2 separate regions of the Homo sapiens genome follow, and region 2 is linked to region 1. A link is a loop called in an ENCODE intact Hi-C map of the cell type or tissue named here. Cell type or tissue: heart right ventricle. All regions are shown on one strand. Each heading gives the region's core, and the rest is flanking DNA. Links, peaks and the distances in the headings are about the cores only. Region 1 overlaps ARHGAP24 (Rho GTPase activating protein 24). Region 2 has its middle 120 kb from the start of WDFY3.

What was found. Peaks named below come from ENCODE experiments on the same cell type or tissue, not always from the same donor. Only the 100,000 strongest peaks of a DNase experiment are listed, where the experiment ranks them.
Region 2: a loop joins it to region 1, with 3.0 times the contacts of the local background. A loop is called at or near these places in 17 of 110 quality-filtered maps.

What each region holds. Positions count from the first base shown.
Region 1 is chr4:85,967,579-85,970,504 of GRCh38, forward strand. The region is part of intron 5 of ARHGAP24 (Rho GTPase activating protein 24); the gene reads left to right. Among named protein-coding and RNA genes, the nearest start is that of MAPK10-AS1, 150 kb to the right of the region's middle. In heart right ventricle, for the core only: a CTCF peak has its summit at 1,606 (motif pointing left); no DNase peak of the experiment used is centred there; H3K27ac peaks cover 351 bases.
Region 2 is chr4:85,083,155-85,086,080 of GRCh38, forward strand. No RefSeq gene overlaps it. Among named protein-coding and RNA genes, the nearest start is that of WDFY3, 120 kb to the left of the region's middle. In heart right ventricle, for the core only: a CTCF peak has its summit at 1,433 (motif pointing right); no DNase peak of the experiment used is centred there; H3K27me3 peaks cover 320 bases.

The DNA of each region.
Region 1 (2,926 bases), core at 314-2,813:
AAGGGACATATGCTACAAAGCTCCTCCTGGTCTGATAGCTCTTTCACTCAGATCTTTGGGCCTATCTTGTGCTGCCTTTTTCCTACCACTGGATATAATGTGCTTGATTATGTATCTTACCTTCTGAAAAGACTCTACTACCAGCTGAGTGAAAGGGACTTGAGTCTGTATAATGACTTTACGTTAGCAAATAGTTTTGAACTTCTACCTGTTAAAAGACAGAATTACAACAAATCTAGTTTAGTAGATCTTCATTGGCTTTTTTTGTGATTCTAGAATCTAACAGCAGTTTGGGCCAAAATGGTTCAGAATGTTCCACCCTACCACATGTGCAGGTTATATTTACAGGCAGAGAAAAAGAAGTTACCTACAGAAAACAGAAGCGAGGTACAGAGACAGCCCCATTACATGGCATGCATCTCATACATGGTTTGAACAGCTGCCTGTGATTGGCTGAAACTCAGCTATTTGTTCCTAGTTAGGTTTTCACTTTGTTTTTGGTACTGAGTTAGGTTGCAGTTAGGAGCTTGTAGGGAGGACTCCTTGGGCCAGTTTCAATTTTATTTAACATACCAAAGAGCATGACTCTACAGCATCTCGTATCTCAGTGATTAGCCAAAAAGAATTTTTGTCTGTGCAGTTTCCTGTTAAAGTACCCTAAATGGGGTTAATAGCATAACCTACTCATTGGCCTTCAGTGAGGCCTTGATGTTTGCAGATGTGTTGTTGTTATTAGGTGAAGGATTTTTATTCTCCATTGTACATAGACTTTTGCCACAGTGCAGTCACTTCACTTCACTTTGGTGAAGACTGAAATGTATTTCTCTGAGACAAAGATGGCACTTTCTTTTAGGCACATTGGGCAATTAACACATATTATTGATATCTAATTAATTGGTTAAACATATTGAAGTAAATATTAATTTGGCAAAGTAGTGGATTTTCAATAGGAGATAGAAGGCTAGAGAGTATGATTGACAGGGTTGCTATTTTATAGACTGAACATACAAAGATATTTTTCAGAGAAACGCCAGACTTCCCCATTGCAATAGGTAGCCTGCTGACAATTAGGACATGTGACTGAGAACCTCTTGAGGTGAATCAGAACTGGAAAAATATATTAGATTCTATCCAGAAATGATTATTTTCTTCGGTGAGAAAGGACAAAGCAAAAATGAAAACTCTAGAAAAATGCAGAACTCTCTATCTCTACTGAGTAGCCTAAGTTTAATAAAGCCCCAAAAAGAGAGTCATAAATTTTTAAATCTTAGCCTTTAAGCAAAAAGTTAATAACCTTTGTTAATCAAAAAATATATATATAATTGTTCATTTTTTCTTCATCATTTCTATATAATTAGCTGTGTGCATATATACTATAATGCTAGAAAGCTCTTATAATGTATCACTTCTGGGAAGGAATAAAATAATCATCCCACTCCACCTTTCTTACCTTGATTCATGGCTCAAATATTTCTATTCTTGGAACATTACTGCAGCTTTGGTGCTAAGAAAATTGCTGGTAGAGGAAGAATGATTCTGCGGCCCTTCATCCTTCACAATTTTTACACCATCCCATTGTCTAACTTTGCAATCTCGCCATCTAGTGTTCAAAGTTTCTCAATACCATAGTTTATAAAATGCTTCACTTCATTAAAAGCAAAACAGTAAAGTGCTAAGCAAGTTACCTTAAAAACAGTGTGTTTGGGAATAGTCAATGTAATAAATAGATCATCAATGAAACTTTACAGCAGATTTCTTGTTAAATGTGTTTCTTGTTTATCATTATTGTCTCATTTATTTATTGTATTTATTCATAAATATTTGATAGCTTCTGTTTATATAGTCATGCAAATTATACATAACATACTCTGTATATTGAAATATATACTTATTTATTTTATATTTTATTTTTATATTCTTTTCTTTCTGTACTACCTATGGCTAATTGTCATTGACTCTGAAGGCAAACAAATCTGAGTCATGATGGTAGATTGGGTTAGAGTGGAATCAAAAGGAAATACTTTACTGGAATATTTGACTGCTATGCATATCCTTCCCCAAGCTGTGGTTTTTTTACTACTAATGACTGTCCCTTCATGGGGCAGATATAGCAAGAAAAACACAGAAGGCTTTGATGCACATGAAATACGGTGGTTTGTCAGAAAACAAACAAAAATACTAGTGTCTTCCTTGTCTTACCATTGAGACTATTTTAGGTCTGTCTTTTCAAACAATTTTTTGGAATTTAGTTTTAGGAATTAATGAGGATTGCAGTTTTGAAGATGACCTGGGAACACGATTTTTATTTTCTTTACAAGGTTTTAAGATGACCTCTTCTATAGTGTTTATCAGTTCAGAATTTTAGAAAGAAAAACATATATTTATTTAATTATCAAGAAAATAAAATTAGCTAGTTAAAACAAGCCCTTTCAGATAACTTCCATCATTTTAACATCTATAAAACAGTTGACACTATGCCTGCTCTGAGAGACCCCAATGTCAAAATGGAAAACCTCAGTCCTTACCCTGAAGGAGGTGAAGTCCTATGGTCCATGAGGTTGCTGCCTACAGCTCAGACCTTACCCACTTCCACTCTGGGCTCTGACCTTCTTAGCCTTTGTCAATTCTGCAAGGACAGGAGGCTTCCTCCCACTTGAGGCTGTTTTTCTCCCTTGCTTTGATCAGAAATGCCTTCTGTCCTTACACACCCTTCGGATCTTGGCTCCAACATCATTTTCTCAGAGAAGACCTCCAAACCCTGTCTTGTTATTAGATAGTATGCAATAATTTTCCTTATTTCCACTCACCTTATTTTGTAATCACATACTTGTCTTATTATCAGCTTAGTATCTGCAGCCTTGACTAGGGTACAAGTAGTGAGCAGGCTAGAATAATGCCTCTTTTATTTAAACCCCTGAGGTCCTAG
Region 2 (2,926 bases), core at 219-2,718, 880 kb before region 1:
CTTCTACTATTATCTATTAGTTGGTATTTTGCAAGTCTCATAATAAGAATGAGCCTAAATAAACTAGAAAGCCACTGGAAAATTAATTGGAGCTAGAGGCACTGCTCCAAAGGCAATGGTTGATACTAATGAAAAAAAAAAAAATAAAAGCATAACGTTCAAAGAGGATGTCACACTTATATGTGGTTTGCAAAGTATCACTACCAGATACCAAAGTATCACTACCGGAATCAGGCAAATCATAATAATTCAATAGCTGAGTAGGTAGATATTGCCAATATTGCCCCAATTCAGGTAGATTTCCAGGACTTCTTTGCAGTCTCAGAAGAAAGCCCGCCCGAGGCAGGTAAAAAGCAGGATCTGACCCTGCAGCTGAAGGAGGGCTGAGTGGGAACCAGAAGGGGCATCAGGGGCCTAGTCAGGCAGGTTGGTTTCCAGTAGAAGACCCTAGTCCTGGGGATAGACCAGGGAAGCAAATACATACGCTGGGAAGAACATAGAAAGTGGCAGACAGGAGACTAATACAGGTGGGACCGGTACAGAGAGGAGATGGGTATTGAAAAAGTAGTTGCTTGGGGTTACACTCAGGTTTTTTTTTTTTTTTTTTAATGTAACAAGTACCACAGCTCATTGTAAATATAACTTTGCTATAATCCAAAGTATTGTGAATACTCAAAGATAGGCTTTTGAGAACTTCTGTTCCTACCAATTGCATTTCAGTTTTCTTCTTTGTAAATAAAAAATTACAAACAAAACATTCAGGTTGAATTAGCTAATCTCTAAATTATCTTCTCAATTATACATACCTATAATTCTATGAGTATTCAAAAATATAATTAATAACTTAAGTGAGGGCAAAGATTTTTTTCTGGTTTTCTTTCTCCAATTAAGTCAATACCTAGAGCAGTACTTTACACAAAAAAAATTTCTTAAATTTGAAAGAACGTTGTGCATGGGAAAATAAAAAGTGGGCTATTGAATTTACTCTCCTCTGAATTAAGGAATAAGATTTAAAAATATTTTTGTAATATATGACATGAAAAGGGGATAATAAGTTTAACTGGAAACCTGTAGATTTCATAACTATTGTAAGAAAACTATGATAGTAGTAAGTCAAAGACATGTCTATTGCTAATTTTCAAACAAATTTGCTTTCGGTTTACTTGGCTGGCCCTTGATCTTGCCTTAAAGGAAGAAAGGAGGTGGACAGAATCCTAAGACAAAATGTTTATGTTTTAATATTAATTTTAATTAGCTTTAATTATTTAAAAAGTCCATTATACAGTATCATCCTGTGGACGACTTTTTACCACATGATGGTATAATGTAGGAAATTTTGATTTAAGTAAGAAATCAAGAATTTCAAGTTGTCTTTTTTAGAGCCGAAATCATACTTGTTGTTATCCTCAAGTTGTAAGACCAAATTTTGCCACTAGGTGGCAAGAGTTGCAAGTTGAAAGGCAGTGGTGTTACCAGACATGAAGTATACTGGCTGATGCGTACCTGTATACCAGCTTATTTTTGTGTGCAAGTATATTAATCTTAGAAACTCTTACTAGGAGAAAATAAATTTTATTTGGGTCTTTACTTCTGAAAGCCATATAATAAAATAGAAAACAGGCATAAGCTCTTAGAATAAAGAAAAGAACAATAGTTTCTCTTAATTGCAGTGATTGGATATTGAGCTAAAACATTAGGGAGCATAAGTAAAGTTAGCCTTAGGCAAAACTGCAAAGTGGTGGTTTCATTCTCCTCTCTGGTATCCCCTAGGAATCAAAAGAGATGGTTTTCAACTTTCCTCATTCTCTTTTAGAAAGTTCCCTCTCCCAGCTGCTGCTGTTCCTGCTGTCCCAGCTGCTCCATTGTGGGCACTTACCACACTGATTTTTAATTCTACCTTCATCAAAACATGCCTATTCTATGTCTCATCCTTCTGGAGTCAAAACCTTGAATGCAGGCTAATCAAAACACAAACCCATTTCCATATTTTAATAAGGACTTCAGATTTAATGGAGAAGTAGCTCAATTTTGTTTCATTGTGTTACTCCTCTCTTAGTAGATACACTACATTTCCAAATGGGTTCTGTTAGTCATGATCTGAGCAGGAAACAGAAGGCACGCTTGACAGATGGGGTAACTGGAGAGAATTTAGTAAAGGAACTAGTTAGTGAATTCCCTAAATGAAGAGCTCAGGGACATCAACAAGTGATAGGGAACCACTGTGGGACTATTCACAGTGAGAAATTATTACCATTCCTTGCCACGGAGTAGACACCTTCCATAAGGAGCTGTGAATATAGAGAGAAGACTGCAGCTACTACAAACCTGAGGCGCCCATGGGGAGTGTGTGAGGGGGATGGTGAGGATTAAGTATTCTGACTTTTCTTTCCTTCCACTGTCTGTCTGGTTTCCTGAGTTGCTCTTTATTGGGAAGATCTTAACCAGAAGCCGGAGGGCAAGGGAGCCTTGAGATGTGGTACACAGAGATCAACTCTTTGGGTCCAGAACAGGAAGAAGAAATTAGAGACTGAATCTGGAAGGGCAAATGAGAAAATCCACCCCAAGGGAACTTTGATAATAGTGCTTAAAAATGGCCTTTAAGTAGGGAGTTTCAACTGACCAGGCTTGTTGGCAAGTGGGCCTGAATTTATCACTCAGATCACATTAGCTGGGCAGATCAATGTTCTACAAATGTATTTTCTCCTGTCTTCAGATATACTTGGTAAATATCACATAGTAAATATCTATTAATTTATGATTGTCTTTGCATACCAACACATAACTAGGTGGTTTGTTAGGATATTTGATCCTAAAGATCTTGCAAGTGCTTTCTCTCATCTTCATTAGTGGTTTTTAATGTAGCAAAAAACACAATACTCTATCCCCCATAATTCTAAAAAAAGAAGCTTTGGGAATGCAAAAGTAA